Linked DNA regions of Mus musculus: regions 2, 3, 4, 5, 6 and 7 are each linked to region 1. A link is a loop called in an ENCODE intact Hi-C map of the cell type or tissue named here. Cell type or tissue: left cerebral cortex. All regions are shown on one strand. Region 1 overlaps Ptprg (protein tyrosine phosphatase, receptor type, G). Region 2 has its middle 120 kb from the start of Mir5124b. Region 3 overlaps Ptprg (protein tyrosine phosphatase, receptor type, G). Region 4 overlaps Ptprg (protein tyrosine phosphatase, receptor type, G). Region 5 overlaps Ptprg (protein tyrosine phosphatase, receptor type, G). Region 6 holds the start of Ptprg (protein tyrosine phosphatase, receptor type, G). Region 7 overlaps Ptprg (protein tyrosine phosphatase, receptor type, G).

Region 1 (4,000 bases):
CACAAGTGCCACAGTGTGGAAGAGGATGGTAATGTAGAGTGTCATTTCTCAGGAGGAAGCCACTGGCCTGGAACTTCCCAAGGACAGGTCGCCTACTTGGTGCTGAGGTCACATGCTCCCTCTGGGGTTTCATTTTACACCTGGCGCGCATACATATACATATACGTATATACATATACATACATATATATTTATATATACACACACACATACATACACACACATTTCTGAAGATCAAACACAGATTCTTGTGATTGCTTACTGAGCCATCTTCCCAGCTCTCTCTTTATTTTCTGAGACATAGTTTTGCTATATAGCCCAGGCTTGCTCTAAGGTTATGGTACTACTGCCTTAATGCCCTAAGCCTCAGGGTTGAAGTCATGTGCCACCATGCTTAGCCCTGCCCTGCTCCCTACGTTTTAGCTTAGTAGACACTCTGTACTTCAGCCCTAAATACTCATACCTGCAACTTTTCAGAACAAGAACATTCCCTCATCTAGCCTCACTACCATTACCCTACCTAAGAAAACACACAGTGACTCAATAGGATTCTCGTACAATATCCATATTCAAATTTGCCCCCTTGTTTTCAAGACAACTTATGGCTGTTGCCCTCCTCACCTGACCCTGTGCTGATGAAGCTTTCTCCTCTGACTTTTCCTCAAGACAGACTCTTTGACTGGAGGACCAGACAACTAGCTAAATTTGCAGATGAAATTTTATTGCAGGCAGATCAAAGCATAAATGCAATGCGTCTTCCAATAATGCTAAAGCAGAGGCACCCAGAGAAAGGATGGCTTCCTCTGAACTGGTGGTACCCTGGGTAGTAAGGGACAGTCAGGCTAATCTGTCTGCCCATCCCTGCAGCTCAGGAGCTTAAGGAGACACAGCAGAGCCACAGCTGTCCAGGGCCAACTCCCCGTGGTACTGAAGGCTCCGGATCAGCCTGTAGGGTGGTGGGTATGGCAAATGTTTGCTATGTACAGTCTGGATGATCAAGTGTGCCACTCTCCTATCTTCCTAAGACAGCCAAACCTGTCTCTAGACACAAACAAATGTCTCCACAGAGCCCATGTCCCTCAGTCTCCAAGGAGAAATGCAGATTTTGGAAGGAACCACCCATGTTAAGCTGATACTGAGCGCAAGGCCTGGATAGACGTCAGGAGGGAGGACGTCACATCCTGCAGGAGCACTTCAGAGAAGAATCCGACTCTATTGGGGGCTGACTCCCTTGTGGAAGGCTCTTTCAATTGAGAGCTGAGCCAAGTCTACATGGGTAGAGGTTGGGGAAGAAGTGGAGGCAGAAGAAGGGACACAGGAGCAGTATTCCAGGGTCTGTACAGGACCGTGATGGGACCAAAGCAGGAAGATGGGTAAGCCAGGACTGGGAAGCCTAGAGGCCAGGTTAAAATTCTGGCCTTTCTTCCTGAAGCCTCTGGAAACCAATACAAAAGTAAGCCCGGAGTGTTTGGATGAGCTTGTCTGACAGACTCCTGTGCCCCCAAGGTGGAGGAGGAGGAGGCTTGTCCAGGTGTCCGCAGCACTGTCTGCACACTAAGCCAAGGACTCGGACTAGGAAGATGGCAAGTTCTAGAACAAACAATGCAAAACTGAGATGTCGGGCAGGGCAGGGGGAGGGACTTACGAGTGGTGGGGGGTAATAGAACACCTGCTGGCTCTGTCAGGTAAGGAGCTAAGTGAGAGGTGAGCTCACACCGCAGCCATTCTTGGGAACAGCACAGAACCTTCCAGAAGCCCCCAAGAGACACACACCTCTTTTCCAGACCCAGACTACCAAACCTAAGGCAGTTTCTAAGAGTCTCTGGCCACACTCCTGCAGAGAAGCACTCAGGCTGCAGCTGTGAGGGAGAGCGGCCCTGCCTGGCAAGAGGCTCCTTTGCGTCTGTTGGAGAAATGTGCTTTCTGTGGCTTCAACAGGAAGATGTGGGGACTGGTGAGGCATGCTCCTTGCCTTTCAGAGCGCCCCAATGCAAGGGGTGGGCATCAAGCTGCCACATATTTGCCTTCAAAGACTATGAAGAACTCTGGAATGGCCAAATGTGACATAACAGAAGAAACACTAGGGGGCGACAATGTACTATTTTTAAATAGTCCAATTTGCTAGGCTTCTCCAGACAGCACCGAGGGAGGGATGGAAAAGTGAGCAGAGATCCACAGGCGATCGCATCCTTTTTAACACTGGCAGTGGGGCAGCTTCATATATCGGCAACGTGCTATACTCTGCGATGATGACCTACCGTCCTCAGCTCTCACCTCCCACCACGTTCTTTCTTTCCTTGTGTTTCCTGAAACCATTCCCTCTCCTGCCGCAATCAGCGGTGGCCCTGAGGGACACATTCCTCCAGCAGTTACATCACAACCACATAAATAATCTTAGCACCCACATGCAGATGCACCATCCTTATTTATTTTTTGAAATGAAAATGGCTGGGCTCTTCTATGCAGAGTAAGATGATTCATATAGTACAAAAAAGCAAGAAGAAAGTTAAAACGATTTCACCCGAAATGTCGCTGTGATCATAGACAGCGGCTGCAAACATTTCAGGATCCAATATTGACATATGATCTACCTCTTCCTATATATGTGAAATAGGATTACATACAATTTGATATAGAAAAAAAATAAAATAAAAACAGGCTGGATGTGGTGGTTCAATGCCAAAAATCACAGATGCTCTCAGGCTGAGGCAGGAGGTTCTTAAATCTGAGCCCAGGCTAAGTGACATGGTGAGACCCTGACTCAGAAACCAATAAATCAAAACCCCAAACAAACCAACAAGAACAATGGAGGCATAAGGTCTGTAGGTAAGTTAATGATGGAGTCAGGAGGCCGTGCCTATAATAAATAGCGCCATCACTTTGAATGGCAAGTGCAGAGTTAAAGCCTCTGGGGATAGGACCACCTGCTGGGGAAGGAGACTGTAACTAAGGCCCATACTTGCCTCAGATTCCCTGGACCAGGCCAGAGGTACCAAGAAGGCCTCCTCACATGCGTCCTAGTTGAGAAGTACAATAGGAAAGAAGTCTCTTCCTGATCTATCCCCAGCTTGTCTCTCATCTTCCCAGACAGTGGGCTTCTGAACACTGGGGTAATGTGGAAGAGGCCTTTGCAGGATTCTGTACCAGAAAAGCCTCTGGCATTTATAGAAATAAAAAGTGCACAAAGGAAATATTTTTGACTTTGAGAGTCACGTGGTCTCTCTTGCCTTCAAAGCACAGAGCCGCAGAGGCAATGAGCTTGTGAGAGTGAGTGTGCCCAGAACTTACACACTGATGCTTGTGAGACTGAGTGTGCCCAGAACTTACACACTGATGCTTGTGAGAGTGGGTGTGCCCAGAAGTTACACACTGATGCTTGTGAGAGTGGGTGTGCCCAGAACTTACACACTGATGCTTGTGAGAGTGGGTGTGCCCAGAACTTACACACTGATGCTTGTGAGAGTGGGTGTGCCCAGAACTTACACACTGATGCTTGTGAGAGTGGGTGTGCCCAGAAATTACACACTGATGCTTGTGAGAGTGAGTGTGCCCAGAACTTACACACTGATGCTTGTGAGAGTGAGTGTGCCCAGAACTTACACACTGATGCTTGTGAGAGTGGGTGTGCCCAGAACTTACACACTGATGCTTGTGAGAGTAGGTGTGCCCAGAACTTACACACTGATGCTTTTGAGAGTGAGTGTGCCCAGAACTTACACACTGATGCTTGTGAGAGTGAGTGTGCCCAGAACTTACACACTGATGCTTATGAGAGTGAGTGTGCCCAGAACTTACACACTGATGCTTGTGAGAGTGAGTGTGCCCAGAACTTACACACTGATGCTTGTGAGAGTGAGTGTGCCCAGAACTTACACACTGATGCTTGTGAGAGTGAGTGTGCCCAGAACTTACACACTGATGCTTGTGAGAGTGAGTGTGCCCAGAACTTACACACTGATGCTTGTGAGAGTGAGTGTGCCCAGAACTTACACACTGATGC
Region 2 (4,000 bases), 980 kb after region 1:
CTCTAAGAAGTGTTGATACTGACATTTGGTTCCCGATTGGTACAGCGTAGTCTAGTGCTCTTCGCGTATTGGCTCTTGCGCCTGTTTTCAGATGAGAAGCCACCTTGGCTCCCGCCCCTTACCGCAGGTTGCTGTGGGGATTGTAGTTCGTCCCGTTTGGGCCTGCTGTGGGATTTTTTTTTTTTTTTTTCCCGTCAGCTCCCAGGTCCACCCCAGTGGGGACACGCTCAGGCGGCACTCCTGTCCCGTGCTCCCGCCCTCTTGCCTTTCATTCCAGCCACCAAGATCTTGGAAGGTAGGGGCGCGGGAGCCAAGCCCAAGTGGAACAGAATGTGGGGCGCGGGCTGGGTTTCTGTGCGCGTCTGGTCAGTATCCCTGCGGCCCGCGGGGCGGGGACAGGCCAGCACCGCTTGCCTGATAGTGGCCATCTGACAGGAGAACTCGCTCACCTGATGAGACGTCTCGGGATGGACTCAGGCGCCCCAGCTCTCGAGCACATGTCCTAGCCTCAACCCTCCCCTGGGGTAAACTGAGGCACCGGGTCGCGATAGCAGGTCCACGAGGTGTCATTGTGGCTACTTTTGAATAGTTCTTCCGTTCCATAGACAAGTGTCAGGAAGCCCAAACAGGTCTGTGTTAAACAGACACCTAGCTTAAGTGCCCCAAAAGGTTTGAACAGGTTCTAGGGCAGCTGCAGAACAGGGTTCACGGAGAACAATATTTTGGGAAAGACTTTGCATTTTGATAAGTTTAAAACATACAATAAAGAAAAACAAACCCACATCAATTCACTGTGGCTCGAGAACTCGTCACTGGTTGGACCCTCTGCCTTTGTGGTTTTTAATTTTAGTTTTACACTCAGGAATTGAAAGCTGAAACAGATTGTAGAAGGAAGGAGCCAGGTTGCTGGAACTTCGGCCACCTTTGCCTCTGTCATACGACCTTGGACGGCCAGCCCAGCGGTCCTCATGTGGATAAAAACCAGCCTAATGTTCCCTGCTCTAGTGGACCAGAGAAGCTGTTTGCAAATGTAATCAGCACTGAAGCCAGGCTTCCGAAAGTTTGTCGGTTGAAAACTGTTTATTATCGGTCTCCGAAATATGCTGAAAATACCCAGCGGTTGTTTTAGAGAAACACTAATCAGGGCTAGGCTTGTTCTGCCAAGGGCAGCCCTAAGAGCATCCGTGCTTAAGCTGATTGTACCTGAAAGCTCCTTTTTCAGGCTCCATTTTATGGCTCAAGCCCTTGGCTGCGGAGGGTTCTGGGACTTGTAGTCCTGCTTAATTGCACCCATCCTGCCAGGTACTTCAGATACCAATGTGCCATTTGGCCGGACGAGATGTCTTCTGGGAACTGAAGTCTCACTACAAGTGTCCCCCGGGAGGTAGCCCTTTCCCTTAGAACTACGACTCCCACATGCCCTGCCTTCTTGGCTGCCTTCTTTGTCCACATGCTTAATTATGCAAGGAGTAAGAGAAAATGTTTAGTAAAGATTTCCCCAATCTCCTTCTCCCTCCCCCTCTCCCTCTCTCTCTCCTGATTGCAAATGGTACTCAAAGTATTGTATATGATTTTTTTTTTCTGCTAAAGCATGTTCACATGGTCTCCAAATCACTCTGTAGTTCCCTACCCTACCAAAAAACCTTGAAAAGAAGGCTGTCCAAGGTTTCACAGCCGTATTAAAATTGGGCTATTTTAGCATATTAGATTCAGTTATAATTTAATCTTTTTTAAAGCAATATGGTAGAGATAATCATTTTTTCTATTCATCGAACTGATTAGGGGACGAAAGTTAAGAAAGTTAAGTAACTTTTCAAGTTAAGCCCCCTGGGTAACAGAAGTAATGGAATTGTAGCGCCTTCTGTTTGAGAGCTTTTTTTCTAGAAAAGGACCCTACGTCACAGAACTATAGAGTACAAAACCTTTCAGTTGCACAGTGGTGCTTCTGTAATTAGGCACTAAATGCTAATGCTACAAAACCTTTTGAGATTACTTAAGTCCAGTTCAAAGATCTCTCGGAAGAATTACTGGGAGTAAAGGTTTCAAAAATGTTAGCTACATATAGCTTGAATGCACCTTAATTTCAGCGATGAGGAAACTGGTCCCTGTAAGGCAGACTAGTTTGTCTGAGGTCATACCGTTGGTTTATATCAGAAAGGAAACGACTCTCCAGCATCTTACTTCCAATAGCAATACGCTACCAGGAACGGCAGATGGGTTGCCATTTAGGTAATGTTATCCTCCCCCGTTCCCAAGATTTGTTCTTTATAGACCACACACGAGGGCCAGTTGTTGTAAAGTCTCTTTTTTAGTTAGAAAAGTTTTCCTATTCCATTAATTCAGCAAATGTTCTCCTGAGCATCGTTCTGTGCTCGTCTCTTCAGGTGTGAGGGTCATTACATGAGAAGTGCGCAGTGTGCCAGAGCTGGCAGGTCTTAGGGATCCTCTCTGTTTCATTTTAGAATCAAGCCAGCCAGCAGTCTTTCTCTCATGCCTTTGGGTCAAAGGGAAGTGGGTTTCCCGAGGCTTCCTCGAGTTGCTTGTTACCTCAGGGCAGTGCGTGTCCTTACCCCACGTCATTCCTGTAAATATCTGGTGGCATGCGCTACGGATGCTTTTGCTTTTGTGTTCTTATCTTAATTTGTATGTTCAGCGTCAATATGTTCCACTTCTATTTTTGGCATTAGTTGTGTTTTGGTTCCCAATCCTTTTTTTTTTTTTTTTTTTTTTTTTGTTCCTCCAGAGATGAGAAAATGAGGTTTGGATGCTGTTTTTACATTCACAGATAGCACAATCTAACACTTTGATATAAGGTATTGGAAATGTACACGTGACATGTGTGTTACACAAACCTTTGGTTTGAAAAGACACGGAGACCTTCAGTTATATATTCACAGATATGTAAGCAAACACCGCTCACCTTTCCCCGTGTGAGAGACGATTTCTGGATAATTAGGTAATGGCATAACAGCTTTCTAAATTGTTGGCCAAACTTTGTAAATTATTGGCTAAACATTCAGAACAAATCACTATGCATGACGTTCTCCCCATCGACCTCTGTGACCTCCAGTGCTCCCTGAGAGCACATTCATGGACTTGCATTCATTAGCACCCCAGAGCTCTGCTCCCATAGCTTGTCCTTCAAACTCACTTCACTCTTTTAATGTGGAAATGCAGCTTTGAAATGTAAGATGCAAGGTTATGTTACTTCAACAAGAACATGGCAGAGAGAAATTCCGGTCTCTGAGGTTATCTTCCAAGAGCCATATATATGGATGTGCCTATGTCTTTGACTTCTCAGATGAAACAACAACCCAGATAAAGGTAATACATATCAGTCATGTGGCATCCTGGGATTCAAATCCCAGCAGTTTGAGGCTTCTGTCAGCTCACAATAGTCTGTAGCAGATAGATAAATGATATGCCTTATTTTGTCATTGTTACGTAAACTTGGTATGTGAAAATAAAATGATTTTTTAAAATTTGTCCTCTTAGAGTAAGAAAGGTGGGCCATAATATTTAAAAGTTTTGTCACTCTTAAAAACACATCTTGTCAGCCTAGTGACACATTCTTATGATCAGGGATATGGTAAAGACTGAGAAGTCTCTGACCCATGGCTCCATGTAGACTGGAAAGCAGCTGGCTTATGTCAGTGACGCTTTTTGTTTACCTGTAGAATGGAAGAGAACCTGGCCCAAGATCCTCAGGTTAAGTTCAGGCAATTGTCCCCCAGCTCATGAATGATTTAGGGGCGATAGCCAGTGACTTATTTCTAAGGTTGATAGTAGTGATAAAGGTATCCGTTTTTATTACTCAGTGACAGATAGGGAAGGAAAAACAAATGGAGGTCCCAGCCAAAGGGAGGAGGTAGGGTCAGGAGGTAAAGAAGTGGAGGTCAGTCCTAAACATTGAACACAGCCATACAGGTTGCTCCTGGCTTCTCTAGGGCCTCAACTATGTACCAGGCATAGAGAGCAATGAAGTGATTGACCAGGAGGT
Region 3 (4,000 bases), 500 kb after region 1:
TCATAACCAGGAGGGCAAAGGCAGCCACCACTGCACCACAGGGTCAGTTGGAAAGAAGTGCCATGATGCTTATTATTTCAGTTTTAATCGCTAAAGGAAACTTGAGCAATAGAAGTTAAGGAACAGACCAAGGGGGAAACAAGGCACAACTGATCCCAAGGAAAGAAAGGGACACCATTAGCTGGTGCACTACTTCTGACCTCAGCACTTGAGAGGCTGAGTTCAAGTCTAGCCTGGTCTACATGTCCTAAGTCAATAAAAATTTTTATGTAGTAGATGACACATTAAAACAGTAAAGTTATGAGATGAGGAAATGGGGGAAAGAAAGCAGAAGCCAGGTCAGTGCTCAGGGATGCTGGAAATGACCCAGGGGGGACCCAGGTCCAATTAAAAAACTAAACCTGGCATTCAATAGTACTAAAGATTCTGAGTCCTAACCAAGTCAGAAAACACAATCGGGTAAATGCACTGTTAGAAAGGTGGATACCCCTGGAGAAGAAATCCATGGACTAGAATCTGTAAACTATTATCACCAAAATGAAAACCACTGGCCCCGCAGAGTGGCCACCAGAGCCTCAGATGGTGCGTCCCTTTTATCCTTAGAGCTATTCATCTTACATTTGTCTAGACACTATATTCACAGTGGTTCTAGATTTCACTACTCGCATGTGAATTGGGAATGTAGACAATTTTTAACACTACTTGCTAACCTGAGATCAAAGCTATGGCCCATCAAGTTGCCATTTGTTTCAGATTAGAAACACTCAGGGAAACACAAACTCAAAAGAAAAACTTAAAAATGACATTTAACATCACAGTTACATGGCCAAAATGTGCAGCCACTAGAGGGTATATACACAGTGGAATTAAGGACTTCCTCAGGAAGGCAGCTGGCCACCCTTCTTGTGCAAGAAATTTCTACTATAATATTCATCTATTCCATCTGTTCAAACACCAGTGGTATTCTAGGCACTATTCTAGGACCAGATGACACAGAGTAGAGAAAATGACAAACAGGTGAATGAGTAAATGAGAAGCCCGGCTTCTGGACTGCTGGGAGGTAATAGTCAGCTTCAAACCAGGAGAACGCGAGAGCCAGCACCAAGGCCCTGCCATGCAGAGTCATGGCACAGCAATCTGAGATCCAGCACTAATTCCTGCAGCTGCCCAGGACCCTTCCCTCCCAAACCCAATCAATTGCTTATCCATTGTCACCAGCAGAAAGCTGAACCCATAAAACCATAGTCGCAGACAAGAAGCCAAAGTAGAATAGTATAAAGACCTATCCACCTAAAAACACAGCAACAAACACACCAAGCAAAAGCTGACAAGAATTCTACCTTTATTTCTTAAGCGTCAGGCATGGTGCCTCACGCCTTTTATCCCAGCACTTATGGAGCAGAGGCAGGAAGAGCTCTGCGAGTTCAAGGCTAGCCTGGACTACACAACAAGCTCCAGGACAGTCAGAGCTTTAAAAAAACAAAACAAAACAACAAAACAAAACAAAAACCTTGAAGACATATGTCAAGCATCTGGCACTCCACAAATACAATAAAAAGTCTTAAACAGTATCCCCGAATGTGTAGCATGATGTCCACTTCCCATGTTCTGCACTGGGCTTCCATGGGGACATCCAAGGCCAACAGAACAAGAGAGGCACCACCCAGTACACTCCACTGAACAGCTTCTCTTGCGCACTGCCACACTTGTTCCTTCTCAGTTCTTCTTCAGAGTAACCAGGCACTGATACACTGATTGTAGCAGACTCTGGCTCCTGCTGCTTTCACTGAAACTGAAAGCATTCTGAGCCAAGGTTAACTGTAATCACTCATGCCAACATGAGTTGGCTTTTACCCCAGAAGAGTTTTCCCAGGTGAGCAAGGAAGAGTTAGACAGCAAGAGGGCAGTATAAAGGAGCAAACAGCAGGCTGGAATGGAGCTCAACCAAACAAAGACAGCTCTAAATACATAGCTAGAACCATGGGGCTTCAAGCCTGTCTCTTCCTGCCTGGGTACCTGAAAATGATATGCTGTAAATCAAGGCACTGTTTATAAAGTCTAGAAACAGTAAATGTCCATCCACAAACTGATGGGAAAATAGATGTTGATCCATTCACCGAAGATTGCCTGTACAACTGTGAGAAATGATGAGGAAGTGGGCAGGGCACTAGCAGAAAAGAAGCCTGAAAGAAATGGGGAACTATGGGTTGGCAAGATGGCTTACCTGCAAAAAACACTTAGTGCTAAGTCTGCAACCTAAATTTGAATCCTGAGATCCACATGATGGAAAGAACCGACTCTTACAAGTTTACACACAATAAATGCATAATTAAAATATATATTGGAGGAGGGAGGCACCCGAAGAGATAGCTCCGAGTTTAAGAATACAAACTGTTCTCAGGTTTAAGCATACAAACTTCTCCCAAAGGACCCAAACTGAGTTCCCAACATTCAAGTTAGGCAGCTCAGAACCATCTTCAGGAAGGCCCAACTCCTTGGGCCTCCAAGAACACCTACATTCACGTGCACATAGACAAATACACAATTAATAAATAAATAAATAAATAAATAAATACATACATACATACATACATACATACATACATACATAGATAGCTGGGTGTTGTGGATCTCTGGAATTTTGAGGTTGGAGTGGTCCACATAGTGAGTTCCAGGACAACCAGTGTTAAAGACCCTGCAGTGTGCACAGAGACCCTGTCTCAATGGGAAGAAAGGGATTTGGGGAGGAAAGAGGGAGAAGGAATGGGAGGGAAAGAGAAGACAGGAGCAAGATAAGAGGAAAAGAAGGAATAATAATAAAAATAAACCTTTCTAAAAGAATAGAACAGTCTCAACATGAATTTAAAATGCAGGGTAAGCATGGTGGATGTGATACAGAATGTCTGGTCCTCGTATATACAGATCAATTTAATCCGCATATATGTTACAAGCGTATACAATAAATTGTCAGGTCAGGCACACCTCTATACTGTGAGTGATCTTACAACATGCGTCTTTTTTGGTCAGTGCTTTTTCAAAGCTACCTTGACCATCTCTATGCACAGTTAGCCTTCCCTACTCATAAATTTCACTCCCTCAGATCCACCCAGCCACAGATGGAAAATAACTTAGTAAAATCAGAAAACTGTGCCTGTACCGAATATGGAGACGTTTCCCCTTGTCACTATTTATTAAACAATACAGAGTAACTATTTCTCTAGACTGATGTGGTAAACTACAATATACAGGAGGAGGTTTATCAGTTATATGTAAACAATTCAATAAGTACTTTCTGGAAGCAATGCCCAACAGATTCCAAGGCCTTCATCTTCTAATAAACTGCTCGATAATGAATATGCTGGCTACTAGCCAACATATTTTCCACCCCACCCCCCACAATATCCAGTGTTCATGTTGGAAACTTCCCCTACACAACACTTTGGGGGTGGGGGATTCCATAGCCCCTGCAGCCCTCCCTACACTCAGGAGCAAATGAGAGATGGATCCTTCTGGAGCTCCTCTCAACTGGGGGCCACCTGCCCCACAGGAAGAACAATATGGAGAGACTGCTGAATATAGTGCTGTTGTGTGACGAGAGAGAACACACATGTCTACCCACCCCAGACAGAGAACCCATGACAGACCAAAGTGTGGATACAAAAGAGTGAGTTTTATTGGGGTTACTTACAGGAATGTGGGTGAGGACTTACAGGAGCAGAAATGACTCAGAGGCAGTTGCATCACCAAAGCCCAGCCCAGCATGGGTGACAGCTGAAGCACACTACACAGCGCCAAGGCAGCTGAGCAGGTTGGAGTCTTCCCAAGTGACTCTACTGTTCTAAACCTCACTAGCTCTGCTGCTTCCTGTTCCTTCCAGGCACCTGGTCTGATCGCACGTGTAGTCTTTGCAGCTTGGCTCTCTGAGAATCTTCTTTGCAGCTTTCACTGCTTATTCTGGCAGGAAGGAGCCTGTTGGACCTGATCAGTTTTAGGAACTTCC
Region 4 (4,000 bases), 230 kb after region 1:
GATCACCATGAATAATTTTTACTAAAAAGCATATAAAAGTGAGATTTTTAAAATATTTCAAAATAATTTATTCACTGTGGTCTCACTGTTTTACATTTCTGTTTATAAATATTTACAATGCACTACCTTCATAAAATAATTATTATTCAGTGTTCACAGTAAAGAGAAAAGCATCAGAGACCGACTGTTTGTGTGGGTATGCCTTGACTAATCTGTGTGACAACATTTTAACTCAGCATTAATTCTCAACTGTTCCCTGTTAAACATACACCGCTTTCTTTGCTCTTTGTCAGGTGATATTTATAGACAGCAACAGGGATCACAGTACCAGTTTTTATTTGTAGTGATTTAGTGATATAAGGGAGAGACTTTAAGCTAATAGTCATGGGAAATATTAACACATCTTCAACCCAACTTTCTGTTAACATCAAGCAATGCTCAAGATGAAAATGATAATAAAACGAACCCATGTTCATTGAGTAGCACATTAAAGAGGTGCGAGACACACTGTGGCCCTATTCTAGAATGAAAATCCTAGACAAATACCCAGTCAGAGAGGCTCCTCCTGGATGTCACTGTCTGTCCAAAGAGAAATGACAAGAAAGCCAGAGTGACTCTTGAGAAAGGAAGGCACATATAAGTGCCCCTCTGTTGTGGGTAGTTAGAACTCTTAACATGTGCCCCTAGGAAGATATAGGAAGAGCATTTAGTTCAACACATCAGTACAATCCTCCCTCAACATCAACAATGAGAGCTGAACCTTATGCATAGTTCTCTAAACCAAACCCCAAGCCCTAAACTTTTTGTTTTCCAAAGAGGCAGATGCTCACTCACTATGTTGCCTAGGCTGGCCTTGAACTCCTAGGCTCAAGCCATCCTCCTCCCAAGTAGTGGTAGCTCCAAAGTACACAAACAATACCCAGCTCAGCGCAATCCTATCTAGTTTTTCCTTCCTTATTTTCCTTCAGTCTCCTTACATTTAACCTCTCAGTTTAGTAACTGCTGTATCTATGAAGTTCCATGTTGGCTGGAATTTAGAACAGAAATTAGAAGACAGTCTTCTTAGATATTTTCGACCCATGAATCATAGTGGTTGAGAGACAACAGTATTATGATGACTCAGATGGAAGGTTCTGGAATGATTCTGCATACAGTTGGAATATTAATCCTCTGTCTCATGCTTTTCTTCCTGTATAATAAATACCAGTATATCTTGAGGTTATGCAGGGGTGTATGTGCATAGTAGTGGGGTGGGCAATGAAGTGACGTACTGCAGGTCAGTAATTAATGCACTAAATTAAAATTAATTTCTTAGCCCAGTTTGGAGGAGGAAGAAAAAATAGAAATGTAATACAGCTCACATATAGAACATTCTGGCTTTCAATAAACACATTTAATTTCTCCCTGTGCTCTTTCCTTTCTGGGTTTACATAAGGACACAGTCACCAGAAATAATGAACTTGACAATTCAACGTCTAACTAGGGACTTCTGTTCTTTAATAAGTACAACATATCTTACCATTTTACCTGTTTGGGGCATGACAGAAAAAAATAATAATTCCTGAACACTGGTTTCTTATTTTATTTCAACACTATTAAAATCATCTCTTGTTAAAGTCTTGCTGAATATACACATGGATGTGTATATGACTCTGGATGCTGTTATTTCAGTGAAACTGACACATAACATATGTCTTTAGCTCCCTAGGGTACACAGTATGATAATTGCCCAGCTCACTCCTATGCCAAAGTAAATTTAAGGAAAGGACTTTTTTAATAATGGGGAACTGTGGGGCAATATGACACTTCATTATAGCTGAGCAAGCAGGGTTCTAGGCAGATTCTGGTATTGTTTGGCAAACAGTCTTCCATATAAATAGACTTTAGCCATACAAGTACATCTGGGCCATTCCATGCTTGATGCTCAATTCACACGCAGTCATGGAATGTTCAAAACTTCCTCCTAACCATCCTGTGGTACAGCATGGCATTGCAGGTTATAAATACTGCTTTTCAATTAAAGACAGTTTGAACGTACCAACCTATTGTCATTAGCTAATGGTGTTCATCACCCTCTGGGATTCCTTGAGCATTAAAATTCAATTTATCTAACATTTATTTCCCATAACGGAGGGGGGACCCATTAACCATTTCCATTTTCAAAGATCTAGCATTTTTCTACTGGGCCAAAATAATAAACATTTAGCCTCGGAAATGAAGTCTTAACACAGACTGAAGCAGTGTAATGCTCAATGATATGATATACTACACCCAGGTCCTCGAAGACCACACAGTCATGCCCAGCTTAAACCTCAGTTCGAATCTTAGAGCCAACCTGGGAGCTAGTGTTAGATTAATGGCTGATGGAGGACATTCTGTGAGATCTTCAAATGAGACAACTCGATGACTTTAACAATTTACCATCAGTTGACTCCACCCTAGAATTATTAGGTAGTCACCCCCACTCCCTCACCAGATACATTGTTCAATTAAAGTTAGAAGTATATAATTCCCTCTTTCCAAACTGGTTTCTCTCCCACATCTCTTTCCCACCTGATGTGTTAAGTTCTTCATCCCAAGTCTCACTGAGATGTTTTCGTTAGGACCTCTGTATCTTTCTTTTTTTTAATGCCACTGGATTTACATAATTTCACCTCTAAATATTCTCAGGGGCCAATGCTATCACTCAGCTCCAAGAAGAATAATGAATGCAGTTTGGAATCTTATAAAGAACAAAGGAAAGCATCCTACCTGTGTTGTAATGTGAAAAATCTTCACCTTAATTCGTCCCTTCTTTTCTCTTAAATCTAGCCCCCCCCCTCCCCATCTTGGGTTTTTCAGAGCTGAACAGATGCCATGAATCTCCTCACTCTCTACTACTTACTTCATTAACTAGGGTAGCTCTACAGGCCAACCCTGTCTTCATCTCTCACTTTATCTTTTACAGATCACCAAGGCAATGTGAGCAGACAGTATTTACAGCTTTTCTGAGCCTCACAGCCTGGGAGCCTGGGATGCACCACTCCCACCTGCCCAGATTCTGCTAACACCTCTCACCTGGGAAAACACATGCGCTCAGGAGTTCTATGCTTCCTGATATCCCAGCACAGAAGTTTCTAAGCAATGACCTTGGCCCAAGAGAGTTTGCCAGGGACCTCAATGTACACTCAAACCTCTACACTAAGCCAGGGCAGCTGAGCACAGGTGGTATTCATGTGCTCACACAATAGAAAATCAAGCACCATATAAGCAAACCCTTCATTAACGCTCTCCTCTCCAGCTTTCCAGCTCAGTGCTCTGTCTAAGGACTACTCTGTGCCCAAGCTGGCTCTGAAGCATGGCCGTATGAATGAAAGGGTAACTGCAGTGTGGCCAGGCTGAGGCATTAGCAGAGTAGCAGGGCCTACCATCAACCTTTGGTATTTTCTCTGAGCATGCATGCTTCAGAGAGAAGCACTGGAAATACCACCACATGAGCAGTGGAGAAGGAGGTCAGCCTGTGGGAAGAGTCTCCCCTGAGCCACAAAAGCATTGTCGGGGGGGTGGGTGTGGGGAAGGCCCCCCCCAACAAAATAGGTCTGGGGAACTCACTTCAAGAACAATGATGAAAAGCAATAAAAAATCCTCATTTAACACAGATGTACCAGAAGGCAAAGGTATCTGGGGACTTTGACCCTGAGATGACATGAGGGGAGACAAAAGCTTGTGTGGTTCACCAGTCGGTAAGTGTACTGGCTAGTTTTGTGTCAACTTGACACAGCTGGAGTTACCACAGAGAAAGGAGCTTCAGTTGAGGAAATGCCTCCATGAGATCCAACTGTAAGGCATTTTCTCAATTAGTGATCAAGGGGGAAAGGCCCCTTGTGGGTGGGACCATCTCTGGGCTGGTAGTCTTGGGTTCTATAAGAGAGCAGGCTGAGCAAGCCAGGGGAAGCAAGCCAGTAAAGAACATCCCTCCATGGCCTCTGCATCAGCTCCTGCTTCCTGACCTGTTTGAGTT
Region 5 (4,000 bases), 330 kb after region 1:
AAGTAAAAAAATATAAGATCTAGAAACATGAACAAGTTCGTATTGATCAAACAACCTTTGCCTCTGCCAGGCAATTAATAACATGGGCTGTGCATGCTGGATATTTCAGGTTGCCCTGCCAGCCAGTTTATTACATGAGCAGTGGATGCTGCGTATTTTCTGGTATTTGCTGGGTATTTTGTATCCCTACCTCTTTGCTAAAAGCAGTTAGATATTTTGCCTTCATGTTTTTCCAAATAGAAGCTTTGGTTTGTTTTTTTTTAAAGAACTATTCATTACCCTCAGCCCACAGAAGTGAAAAAAATGGGAATTTACTTTATCTTTTAATTATGAATGTATGTGGTTGGGGGATGGGTGGGTAGGAAAGGAGTCCTTGAAGGCAGGTACCTGTGAGGGCCGGAGAAGCCAGGTCCCCTGGAGCTGGCGTTATTGGCAGTTATTAGCTGACTGCATGGGTGCTGGGAATCAAACTCAGGGCTTGTTGAACAGCAGTATGAACTCTTAATCCCATAGCCATCTCTTCCAGCCCTCTAGAAACTTTTAAAGACAAAAAAGCTGTGTAAATGCCATCCGAGCTGGAGTCCTCAACTTTCCAAGAGGCCGGCCAGCTTCCTTCCTCTCTTCTCACCAACCTAGACCATCTTCTTAGCATGGTCCAGCTGGCTGACAGTGTGATGTTTGTGAACTCTGTCTCAGTACCATGGGAGAGGTGGTCAATCCCCAGGTGACATCCTGCCACAGGTGAGCAGAAAATGATGGCAGGTTCTGGAACACACTGAGAACTAACCTGTCAAGTAACTGATGGGTACCCAGACTCTTAAGAAACCTGTCTGCAGCTGGGTGGTGGTGGCGCACACCTTTAATCCCAGCACTTGGGAGGCAGAGGCAGGCAGATTTCTGAGTTTGAGGCCAGCCTGGTCTACAGAGTGAGTTCCAGGACAGCTAGGGCTATACAGAGAAACCCTGTCTCGACCCCCCCTCCCCAAGGAAAGGAAAGGAAAGGAAAGGAAAGGAAAGGAAAGGAAAGGAAAGAAAAGAAAAGAAAAGAAAAGAAAAGAAAAGAAAAGAAAGAGAAACCTGTCTGCAGATGGCATGACATGGGGGCACAAAACTGAGTCCTGCCTCTCAGTGGATCAGGTTTCAAAGACGTGCTTTGCAAAAATTGATCCCTAAGATTTCCCTAAGGTGGAGCTTTCCTTCCTGTCAGGCTTAAATGTGTCTTCCATGAGCAGTAGCATACACAGCCATGGAGGCAAAGTTTAGGCAAAGCATCACAGCTAACAAAGGTCTAGGCTGTTCTCAGCAAAGAGACAAACCACCGAGAACAGACAGAGCTTCAACAGGCCCAAGAGGTTTCAAACACAGAACATGCTTACCAACAAATGTAGATGGCGTGTGAGCAAGAACACCTTCTACAGTGTCTCACAATGCATGTGCCCAAAATGCTGACTGGACGAAGGGGCTGCCAGACACGTGGAGATAAAGGGGGCTCCTGCTTTCAGTTAGGGGCCTGCGACTGGCTAACAGGTAGGGAATAAGGCCAGTGGGAAGTATTGTAATTTATAATAATTAAGAATCAATCATGGGGCCAGGGATAAAGGCCAGTGGGCGAAGAGTCTGGAGTATGAGCATGGGGACCTCGCTTGGCATCCCTAGCATCCGGATGAAAAACCTGATCCACTGATGCTTCTCAGAACAGGAGACTGGAGAAGCGGAGACAGGCGGGTCTCTGGAGCTCACTGGCCAGACGAGAGACTCTGAAACCCCAAATAGTAAGGTGGAGAAGAATGAAGGAAAACATTTGAACTCAATCTCTGGCTTCCACACATGCACACTCGCACATACATAAAAATATAGCAAACCTGCATATGCTATATACATAAGCAAAATTTAGCTGATTAATCATGAAAATCAAAGTATCAGTGAAAATCCAAGTTTGCTTTAACCAACTCAGCTTTGATAAATCAGCAGAAATAGACTTAAAATCATTCAGGGATAGCGTCCGGGGTGAACAAGTTAGGAATCCAAGTCTTGCATCCTTGCCGGGGAAAGGCATGTGTGCCTAGGATCTCTCCCATGATCAGTTTTGGATTCTCACCCCGGTAAAGGAACATGTCAGAAAGCAGCTACTTTGTGATGTTACTTAGTTGCTTTGCAACATCCTCTCTTATATTAAGTGTATCACATGCTCTGCAATGTCACAGGCGGAACTCAGCCTTGGGGACCACTGCACACAGCTTGCATCATCTGCACTGCTCGACGGTTTTGCTTGCAATCCATCTCCCAAGAACACCTCCCCAAAGCCTGACTCATAGAACATCTCTCTCCTCCACTCTCCACACTTTCCCTGCACTTCCAGTTCCTAAAACAAGCCCTCTGAATTTATGAAATCCCCCACACCAGAGGATCCTGTGAATTGTTCAGGTATGAAAATCATTACACAAGCCATCTGCCACTCCATGAACCTGAAGGCACAAAGTGTGGCTGTGGTTGCTCAAGAATGTTATCTATTTCCATCTTGTGCAAATTTAGGAGCAACTGTGGTTTCCTGTTCCAGGGTGTTGTCCAAAAATGACTCCACAGAAGTCTGCAAAAATAATCCTGGGCGTTCTGTTTTGAGAGGAACACTTGAAGAGTTTCCCACTAAGAGAGGAAATGGCCTGTTCTGACTGCAGAACATCCAGCATGTTCCCTGAGCCAGAACCTGCACAATGCTAGTTGAACCATTGTTTCACTCGTAAGTAAGGCAGGGGCCCGCAGTGGAATCAGGCAGGTTTCCTTCGATTCTCACGCTAAAGGACCTGCCTGTCAGGAGACCAATTGTGTTTTGTTACCTATAAGATGTGAATGACTGCATCGTCTGTGTCTTTGTAAAATTGGTTGTACTGTCAATGGAAAACACCTCTTATTTCAAAAGGGCAGTAAGAGTTTCTTCTGGAGTAGAATGTGAGTGCCTGTGGTCCAAAAACAGAGCCAAGCAGGTCACACCCCATAACATGTTTTAACAAGTTCACTGAAGTTCTTATAGTAAAGGAACAAAAGGAAGCCATGAGAGAGGTACTTCGTCAAGTACTCTGGTAGGGCATCAGGTAGGCAGGGCACAGCAGACTATGAAAATGTGGGAAGGACACAATATGATGACATTCTTAGCTTTAGGACCCATAGGACCTGGGGATCTGTGAGTGCAGCTACAAAGGTTTCGCACAAGAGTTATAAGCCAGTGGGGTCAGGAGTAGCCACTCAGGGCCCTAAAGGTAGAATTTGAATCTTAAGTGTTCTAACTCTCAACAATTACAACTGTCTATCCAGTGATCTTTACATGAATTTTAATACAGCTGGGGCTTCCTCTCCTCTCCCAGGGACTTCAGTTAATAGCAAAGATTAAAAATGAACTCACTGTATTTCAGGGTACCTAACACATAGAGTATCCTAAAGAAATGTGTATAAAAATATATACATATATGCACATTATTTCTTAGACATTAAACTGACTCAGAAACAAGCAAGAACATTGTATACTGCAACTATTTTAGGGGAGATGAGGTCTTTATAGTCCACGTTCAGTATAGGAATGACTTCATCTTTACCAAAAGTTTTAGTCTGAAATAACATTCCAGTCATGGAAGGATACAATGTATTTTCCACGAGAAACCATAAAAAGCACATTGTATATTCTAAGGTGTAACTCGACTTTTAACTTGAAACGGTAACAAGTTCTGACTCACTGAAGGTGAAATTTGCCAACACAGAAATCTGAGGTCAAGACCAAAGAATCATCAGGAGTTCAGGAGAGCAACTAACTTTCCCTGCACCTATGTCATGGTATAGAACCTCACGAGACTGACAGCAGAAGACAGGATTGCAGCTCCAGCGGGGGTTACAATGGCCACCTGTGGCCAAATACAGTCCCTGTGAAGGAAGGAGATAGTTTCTGACTCTACTCTGTACCTAGAAGACTTTTTTCCCTGTCAGCCCTTTGTCATGAATCATTCTGAGGACA
Region 6 (4,000 bases), 590 kb after region 1:
GCTGTGGCAGCCAGAACACAGGCTGCTATTAACCAAGGAAAACCGAAACATTGTGGCACGTTTCTTATTTCTTGATTAGAATAACCGCCGCCTCCAAATATTCCAGAACAGGCAGATGAGAAAGCAGAAAAACCGGGTGTTCTGTCCTTAAGAGATCGAGGAAAGAAAAGCAAATCGCGCCCTCTCCCACCTCTTTCCCTGAGCCAGGAAAGAGGACGTGGCCTTCACCCACTGGGAAGGAGCTGGGCAGCTTGAGCTGCAGCCCTCCGACTCTGCAAGAGAAGAGGAAGGCGGCTGGCCTCTGCCCTCACCGAGGGGGGAGGGTGTGGGCTGAAGGCTGGAAGTGGAGGGTCGGCGAGCTGCACACTGGTACGTGCAGTGATTTAGGATTGTCGAGTGGCCAATATTGTTCCAGCTTTAACCTGGCTAGAAAATAAGCGGGTCTGGGTCTGGATCTGGCAGGCACATTCAGCCTGCAAAAGGGCAAAGATGAAAGTAGGGAGGGCACGCCAGACAGCCAAAAAATCTGCCCGGACGCCAGAAGCTACCCAGCTGTCGACCCGCGCCCTGAACTTGGACCCAAAAGAAAGATACAGAAAGGGACCGTGAGCCCAGTGAAGCAGGGGTCTAGCGAAAAACTCCCTGCTCACTGCTTCCTGCTCTCCCGAGGCTCCCAGGCCCCCCGCGTCTAGGGAGCTGCCTCCCGCTTGCACTGAGGCGTAGCCCGCACCTCAGCCGGGAGCAAGGCTGAAAGGAGGCGGCCCGGCGACTACAACGCGGGCTGCTCCCCACATCCTGACTTCTCTGCAGCCAGCCTCCGCCTTCCATCCCCAAACGCCGCCCTCCCCCCTACAAAGGGTCGGAGGGATGCAAAGTGAGCCACGATTATGAGCTCCTTCTATCCCCGCAGAAGCAACGGGAGCACCCCATATTACTCAAACCAACAGAGCATCCTTCCCACAGCCAATCTCCCCAGACATCCTATCGTGCAACTATAGCCCTCCGGATCAGCTCCGGATCAGCAAAGCAAGTCGCCTTCCCCCGCCCTCCCATACTCCAGATGCTTCAAGCTTCCCAAGCCACAGTCAGAGCACATCTCTGAGTCCCCAACCCTCCCTTCCAGCCCGCCACTGCTTCTGCCCTCTCTGACCATCAGCCTCCTAGAACACTGCCGGAGCCAATGAAGCAGAGCTCTCTTTCCTCCTCGGTAGCCCGGCCCCCCTTCACCCTCTCCGCGGTCCCTAGACTGGCGCCCAAGCTCCGCGCCCCGGCGACAACTCCGCATACCCCGCGCGCCGGCCAGAGACGCGTCCCATCGGCGGCCCTCACTCACCCGGGAAGCACACCACATAATGAAGCACAGAACTGGTGATTTTCAGGAACAAAATCCACCAACACGGTTCCAGTAACCTCCGCATGTCCGAAAACGCACATCGAAAAGAGAAAGGCAGGGGGGGTAAACTTGTTGAATAAGTTCTTGCTTCCGAGCGAGGCTCCGCTAAGCCTGGAGGCTTTCACGGCTCGCCCGCCACACGGGGCCCCCCACACTCGGCCACCGGTCCCGCTGGAATCCGGGAAGCTGCCAAGCGCTCCCGAGAAAACCTCAAAAAGTGACCGGGAATGCAAAGCCAAGCTAGGGACGATCCTCTCGGAGGAGAAGGGCTGCTTTCCGCTCAGACACGATCCAGCCGACAGGCAGGGCGAGGAGAAGACGCACGGCGGCAGAGCCCGGGGCCCGGAGCAGGCAGGGACCGCGGGTGGCGGTGGCTAGCAGCGGAAGAGCCCCAAGTTGAGTCGGCAGCGCAGCGCAGCCCGAGAACCAGCGGGCGACGGCGGGGCTGTGCGCGGCGCGGCGGCTCCGGGCTTCAGGCGGGCAGCTCCTTCCAGGGCCCCGGCAAGGAAGGAGGCATGTCTGCGAGCCTGGAAAGGGAGGGAAGCGGCGGGGCGGAGCGCAGAGCCCCCCAAAACACAAACGGCCAGTGGAGCGCAGGGAAACACAAAGGATCTCAGAGGGGCGCCGGGGCGAGGGCGCCTTCAGTCCATGCTCCTGAAAGTTGTGGCTCCGGCGCAGGCTGGGGAGGAACCGAGAGCGCGGGGCTGGAAACTGGCCATGCCTCCATACAGGAAGTAACATGTGAGCATGGATCCTGGCAGAGACTTTAAAGCCGGCGAGCGGGCGAGCGAGCGAGCTGGGGGCGCGCGGCGGCGGGGGCGCGCAAGCACGGGCGCGCGGTGACGCGCATCCCCGAGCTGCCGCCGGCGGGGGCGCGCGTCTCTTAAAGCGGCCGTGCTGGGCTCCGGCTTCCAAGGACTTGCACTACTCTCCTCTCCAGGCGTGCCTAGGGCTATGGGTGTGCGTTTAGGGGAGCTGGTAACCCTGAAGACAGGGAAGAGACCAGCTGCCATCCAGGGTCGGCATGGCTTTGCTCCATTTTCGAGTTCTTAAAGACGAAGTACGGATTCGGAGAGATCCCTGACCTCGTTCATGGATCCGGAACTTGGGGGAGGGGGAAAGGGTGGTCTGGTTGGAATCTGGGGGAGAGGAAAGGACCAGCAGCTACATTTTCATGGAGAGGGGACTTCCGTAAGGCCTCACCACCTGGACGGTGTCTTGACGGGGTGCACCTCCAGCGTCCCTCTCCTGCTGCGTTCCCGGGCTAAGAGACAAAGCCCAGCGGCCTTTGCACTCAGGTTTCATTGAGGTTTTTTTGTTGTTGTTGTTTCCCCTTCCCCCTTTCCGAGCTTCCATTGTTCGAATCTACCTCTGGGAGATAGGGAAAGGGACGGGAGTCCATCCCAGGCTAGCAAAATCCAGCTCCAGGCCCACATCGGCTTTTCCCAAACCACGAAGGTCTGTCGTGGACTTTTCCCCAAACTACGAAGGTCTGTCGCGGAGTTTTCCCAACCCCCGGATTCGGGAAGAAGGTGGCTGCAACTTGGCCTGGTTAGGCAGAGGGCAAATGAAGTGCGCCTCTCACCCGGGGCAGGGGAAAGCAGCACCCCGGGGCAGGACTGGTTTCCCGCAGCCGTCCTAGGAGACACGGCTTAAGTAAACTACAGGGAGAGGCATCCGGGGGAAATGCAAGGGCTAGGTTTATCTGTAATGAGTTTTGTCCCTTGGCTCTCACAGAGATCTTTATCGCTTGGGCTTTTCAGCAACCTATTTTTTCCTCCTACGTTGGTGCTAAAAGAGGGGAGGCAGGTTTTGGTTTGGGTTTTTTTTTTCCATCAAATTTGTAATTGAGCCAACGTAATTAGCCATTTGTATTTTTTTCATAGTTGTTCTGCCACTCTATGAAAAGGATATGGACATATTTTTAAAGTGTCCCCTTGCCGTTTCATCGCAACGCGGCACTGTCCCACACCCACCCAAACATCTCAACCGGATGTTCTTTCGGTTTTCAAATACTATACAGATGCTCTGAGAGTCTGTGGCATTGTTTAGGAAAGCAGTCTCGCACCCACAATTCCAAAGGAAAAACCTCTGAAAAGTTTGGGGTGCAAAACTAGTAAATGCCAGGAAGTTCCTGGAACGGGCCCCCAGATCTATCTTTAGCCAAACCCCGCAAACACCCTTCCCGTGCTAGGCAATGAGGCCAATCTGTTTGCTTTGGAATTTGACACTTCCTGGTTTTGTTGCACTCGAGGGTCGCTCTTGAGTGCTCATGATGACCAGTTCCCTTGAAAAATGGGTTGGAGGGATGGATATCCCAGTGCCAGTCAGAGCGGGATACGTTAAAATGACCCTAGCACAAATGACTGCCTCCTTCGAGGTGACTCCGTATTTTAACACTCAGTCGGTAGGACTTGAATCACACAGAGGTCGGCGACATCATAAGTGTTGCCTGTTGGGCAACCCTGAATTCTTTCTATACTCTGTTTGCTGGTTCAACAAATGAACTGCACATCCACTCTGTGCTGGGTATAATAAGGGCAAGCCAGCCTGTCTGCCTCACCTAGGGAAAGTCAATGGAGGGGTGGTTGAGAAGACATTAAGTGT
Region 7 (4,000 bases), 320 kb after region 1:
AAGGAAGACAACGTTTACTGCTAAATTGCTGAGTATAGAGTTTGGTAAAAGTATTTGTAATGATCTATTCTAGCATGCTAGATATAAGCACTGTGTTTATAAACCTTAAATGTTAATTTACAGTCTTTCCCTAAACATACACGAAAGCATCAGAATTAAAAGTTGGAGAGTCATTACTAGGAAAAGGGGCTGAGAGCTGCTAAGATTTCAATCCCGCCCTACCCTAAAATGGGCATCTTCTGACCCATTTTCTAGAGCAGTCACATGTTACTCTAGTGTGCTTCATAATTACAGTACCAGCAGGGAATGAACGCCCATTTGCCTGTTCAAACAAATAGACCCCAAGTACCTACAATCTAAAGTCGCATAAAAACTATCTTCTTTATAGAGCACTGAAAAATAATTCACATGTCTAAGTTCGCTTGCCTTAATCCCTTGATTGTATGATATTTCCATCATAACCACTATGTTGGTCACATGCTTGCTTTGTAAACTGAATGCCAAAATTGTCTTCTTTTAAAGAATGAAATTGGCTTTACAAGCACCGTGGAACAGTCAATCCATTGAGTAGAAATAAGACAGAAAGGAATTGATAATGATATACTTTAAAATGAACAGAAACACCCAGCCACAAAACCCTTTGCTGTCTGCATTTTGAACTGGGCTACCAGTAGAGGGGTGCCACTTATTGTAATATGGGCTTCTGCATTTGTGGTTTTCCTGCCCCGTTCTACAGTGGAAAAAAAGCTGCCCTCCCAACAGCAAGAGCATCCATAGCTCCCCTCATGGTCTCCTGCTGCTTTTCAGCACCCAGAACACAAATGGGCCACAAAAAAGAAGCTAGTAATGCGGCCATTCTAATCTACTGAAAACAGGGACCCATCTGAATGGGTAACGCTCAGGCAGGGAGGAGTTTGCCTGCGGGGGAGGTGGGGGTTGGATATATCGTATGGAAATTTTCGGTGGCTGATGTTGGAACTACAGACTGGAAGAGGGAGATGCGCCCGCTGGATAGAGACTACAGGTCAGTTCTCCCGTAACAGATTTTTCTAGCTCTGATGTTCATTGTCCTGGTTGATAGCCTAGTTCAGCCAGACTTATGACATTTATCCCAGAGTTCAAGAAAACTAAGTTTGATTCGAAAATAAAATGAATCCCAATTTCAAAAGCCCAATATCCAAAAGGAAAACAGTGAGCCGGGATCAAACAATAGAAGTATATCAGTATTTCAACAGTTAAAATTAAAGCAAATAACGACCGACCTCAGACTAACATGAGCCTTTGCTTGACCTTGTGTGAGGTCTGCAGGTTGACTCTTAAAATTCTGAAATAATATTCTACCTACATCCAAGAACCATCACTATCACATTGTATGCTGGGACTAAGGTCACCCTGAGCACATAAGCCACCACATAAGCATGTAACCAACACAGTACTTATAGGCAAAAGGACATATAATCAAGGGACTAAGGCACGTGGACATGGACATGTCAATTGTTTTCTCAGTGCTCTATAGAAAGGACAACTTTTACATTGCCTTACAATGTGGGTGTCTGGTGTATATTTGGCTGATGTTATTAATCAGAACTACTATCTCATAATCCTCCAGACAGCCACCATCAATGGATGAGGTTTGCCAAAGGAGATATTATATACCTGACATCCAGAATGGCACATGGATTCAGCAGTCATATCTTGGCCACTGGAGGGCTGTATGAACTCAAGTTCACCACTCACACTCTCTGCCTATGCTTGATTCAAATACCCACTGACAGATCTTAAAAGGACCTTCGAATCTTAAAGATTCTATGTTCTAAAGAAGAACGTATAATCTGACATTTCTGAAGTAATAGTGTTGTTTTTTAATTTTTAACTATGTATTTGTGTGTGTTTATCTGGGGTGTTTTATGAACAAAATTAGAAGTGCCCACAGAGGTCAAAGTATCAGATCCTCTAAAGCAGGGCTTCTCAACCTGTGGGTCGAAATCTGTTTGGGAGTAGAATGACCCTTCCACAGGGGCGGACTAAGAGCATTCTGCATATCAAATATTTACATTATGATTCACAACAATAGCAAAATTACAGTTGTGAAGTAGCAACAAAAATAATTGTATGGTTGGAGATCAGCACAACCTGAGGAACTGGATTAAAGGGTCGCAGCGTTAAGAAGATTGAGAGCCATTGCTCTAAACTAAAACTGGATAGGCTCTTGTGAGCCACCCAACCTGGGTGCTGGGACGAAACTTGGATCCTCTGCAAGGATGGCAAACTCTCTACCTCCCCGGGGCCACACATATCTCCAGCCCATAACACAGTTTATATGCCTCAAGTGTGGAAGTATCAAATACTAAATACCTGAGAGTAAGTCAACAGAGTAAAGAAAAACGATTAGGCACACGCAAGAATCGGGGGAGTCAGATGGGAACTTATCAGGGGAAAAAATAGCCAAAAATCCAGGAGGGGTGTTTATCTGCGAAAACATAGGAACAACACACAGAGAAAAACATGCTGGAATTGGATTCACATGGAACTAACTTGGAAGATGTCAGTTTGAGTGACAGTGCGACAAAAGAAGGCTGTTTCTGTGACTTACAATAAATGATTTACTCTGTGTGGCTCATTGCCCTCACATACAAAGGGGATTAATTCTACCTGTTCAGTTACCACCATGGGAATTTCTCTAGATTAATTGCTAAATGGTCAATGGGCAACCAAGAGCAGCCACGATTGAGTAATTTATAGGCTCTCAACACTGCAGATCCTTTACAGAGCTATGAGCGAATGATTAGAGCTCTCTATAAGAACCTGGGTACATATTGATAACATAACAGCGGAGGGCAGCCTTTAATCCCACAGTGAGAAACAGTCAGGAAATGAACTAAAGACCTTGAGTGCATCCTTACTCAGGCAAAAGATGGAGAGACCTCATGTTCTGTCCCAGGGCTGGACCTTAGGAAGGAGGCTGCTAGCAAGCGGAAAATGGGAGGTGCCCTGCCAGGGTTCCTGTCAGATTGTTCTCACAGTATAGGCTCAAAAAAAAAAAAAAATTCTTACCATCTATTTTTTTTAAAAATACCTAGCTAGTAAGTTCTCTATCTTAACCTATCAAGAGTGGCTGGACACACCATAATCCCAGCACTCAGTAATGAGAGACAGGAGGACTGCAACAAGTTTGAGGCTAGCTTAGGCTATCTAGCAAAAAACAACAACAACAACAACAACAAAACAAAACAAAACCCTGTTGAGGGAAAAAAGTCTGAGAGACATGGTGAACTGAGAACAAGGGCTCAGTGGGTATCAGGTTTCCATACCAGCTGACAGAAGGGATGGAGCCTAGATGGTCAGAAGAACTAAACTATATTTCTAAGATTTTGAAATATGTAGTTTGAAAGGTAAATTTTCTGTTAGGTGTATTTTATAATGAGTTAATATTAGGTCTTAGGGATGGGGCTACATGACACAGTGAAAGAGGCATGATGAAGGAAGAATAGCAACAGGGATGGATTCTAGGGGTGGAGAGAGAAGTATGTGCACAGAAAGACACAGAGGCACTGATCCGCCCCAATGCATTAGCGATAACAATCTGCCTCCTCGGCACAACCCCACCCCACCCCACCCCACCCCATCCCACCCCACACCCACTCCACACCACCCCCACACCACCCCACACCACCCCACCCCACCCCACCCCACACCCACCAGCCTCTGGTCCCCAGCTCAAACTGTGTGTCTCTATTCCCCATCTCCAGATATCCAGGAAGGGAGTATTCAAATAGTCCAGAGGGCTTCCGTGGCAGCAATTCTCGGGATAGGAGGTATAGTACACAATCAAACTGGGAACACGAGCTATGCTAAGTGAAGAAGAGAGCAGGCAAGCTACAAGTACAGATCTGCTGTACTGGAAAAATGTCTGCTCGACTGTACATTATATCCCCGCAGAAAGCATGATAGACCCAAAAGTCTGCATTCACATGGAGTTCCAAAATCTATTACTACTAAT

The links. Hi-C counts contacts between places; a loop is a spot of excess contacts. Peaks named below come from ENCODE experiments on the same cell type or tissue, not always from the same donor. Only the 100,000 strongest peaks of a DNase experiment are listed, where the experiment ranks them.
Region 2: it touches region 1 in a loop (5-fold over the local background); 3 of 42 quality-filtered maps call a loop at or near these places.
Region 3: it touches region 1 in a loop (2.9-fold over the local background); 3 of 42 quality-filtered maps call a loop at or near these places.
Region 4: it touches region 1 in a loop (2.4-fold over the local background); 2 of 42 quality-filtered maps call a loop at or near these places.
Region 5: it touches region 1 in a loop (6-fold over the local background); 10 of 42 quality-filtered maps call a loop at or near these places.
Region 6: a loop joins it to region 1, with 6 times the contacts of the local background. A loop is called at or near these places in 23 of 42 quality-filtered maps.
Region 7: it touches region 1 in a loop (3-fold over the local background); 10 of 42 quality-filtered maps call a loop at or near these places.

What each region holds. Positions count from the first base shown.
Region 1 is chr14:12,138,189-12,142,188 of GRCm38, reverse strand. All of the region lies in intron 8 of Ptprg (protein tyrosine phosphatase, receptor type, G), which reads right to left. Among named protein-coding and RNA genes, the nearest start is that of 3830406C13Rik, 140 kb to the left of the region's middle. In left cerebral cortex, a CTCF peak has its summit at 2,078 (motif pointing right); DNase peaks (open chromatin) are centred at 1,553, 2,155 and 2,332; H3K4me3 peaks cover 253 bases; H3K27ac peaks cover 1,526 bases.
Region 2 is chr14:11,158,229-11,162,228 of GRCm38, reverse strand. It overlaps a transcript of Fhit not described here. Among named protein-coding and RNA genes, the nearest start is that of Mir5124b, 120 kb to the left of the region's middle. In left cerebral cortex, no CTCF peak of the experiment used is centred here; DNase peaks (open chromatin) are centred at 101, 1,305 and 2,213; H3K4me3 peaks cover 1,590 bases; H3K27ac peaks cover 1,103 bases.
Region 3 is chr14:11,641,009-11,645,008 of GRCm38, reverse strand. The region is part of intron 1 of Ptprg (protein tyrosine phosphatase, receptor type, G); the gene reads right to left. Among named protein-coding and RNA genes, the nearest start is that of Gm52128, 70 kb to the right of the region's middle. In left cerebral cortex, a CTCF peak has its summit at 1,927; DNase peaks (open chromatin) are centred at 975 and 3,800.
Region 4 is chr14:11,913,140-11,917,139 of GRCm38, reverse strand. The region is part of intron 2 of Ptprg (protein tyrosine phosphatase, receptor type, G); the gene reads right to left. Among named protein-coding and RNA genes, the nearest start is that of Gm52128, 340 kb to the right of the region's middle. In left cerebral cortex, a CTCF peak has its summit at 1,973; a DNase peak (open chromatin) is centred at 1,102.
Region 5 is chr14:11,809,933-11,813,932 of GRCm38, reverse strand. The region is part of intron 2 of Ptprg (protein tyrosine phosphatase, receptor type, G); the gene reads right to left. Among named protein-coding and RNA genes, the nearest start is that of Gm52128, 240 kb to the right of the region's middle. In left cerebral cortex, no CTCF peak of the experiment used is centred here; a DNase peak (open chromatin) is centred at 2,430; H3K27ac peaks cover 2,148 bases.
Region 6 is chr14:11,551,666-11,555,665 of GRCm38, reverse strand. Ptprg (protein tyrosine phosphatase, receptor type, G) reads right to left here and starts at 2,113. Exons shown (of 30, transcript NM_008981.3): 1 at 1,334-2,113. The coding sequence starts at 1,418. In left cerebral cortex, a CTCF peak has its summit at 1,584; DNase peaks (open chromatin) are centred at 1,526, 2,176, 2,912, 3,412 and 3 more places; H3K4me3 peaks cover 3,660 bases; H3K27ac peaks cover 3,165 bases.
Region 7 is chr14:11,817,215-11,821,214 of GRCm38, reverse strand. The region is part of intron 2 of Ptprg (protein tyrosine phosphatase, receptor type, G); the gene reads right to left. Among named protein-coding and RNA genes, the nearest start is that of Gm52128, 250 kb to the right of the region's middle. In left cerebral cortex, a CTCF peak has its summit at 1,687 (motif pointing right); no DNase peak of the experiment used is centred here.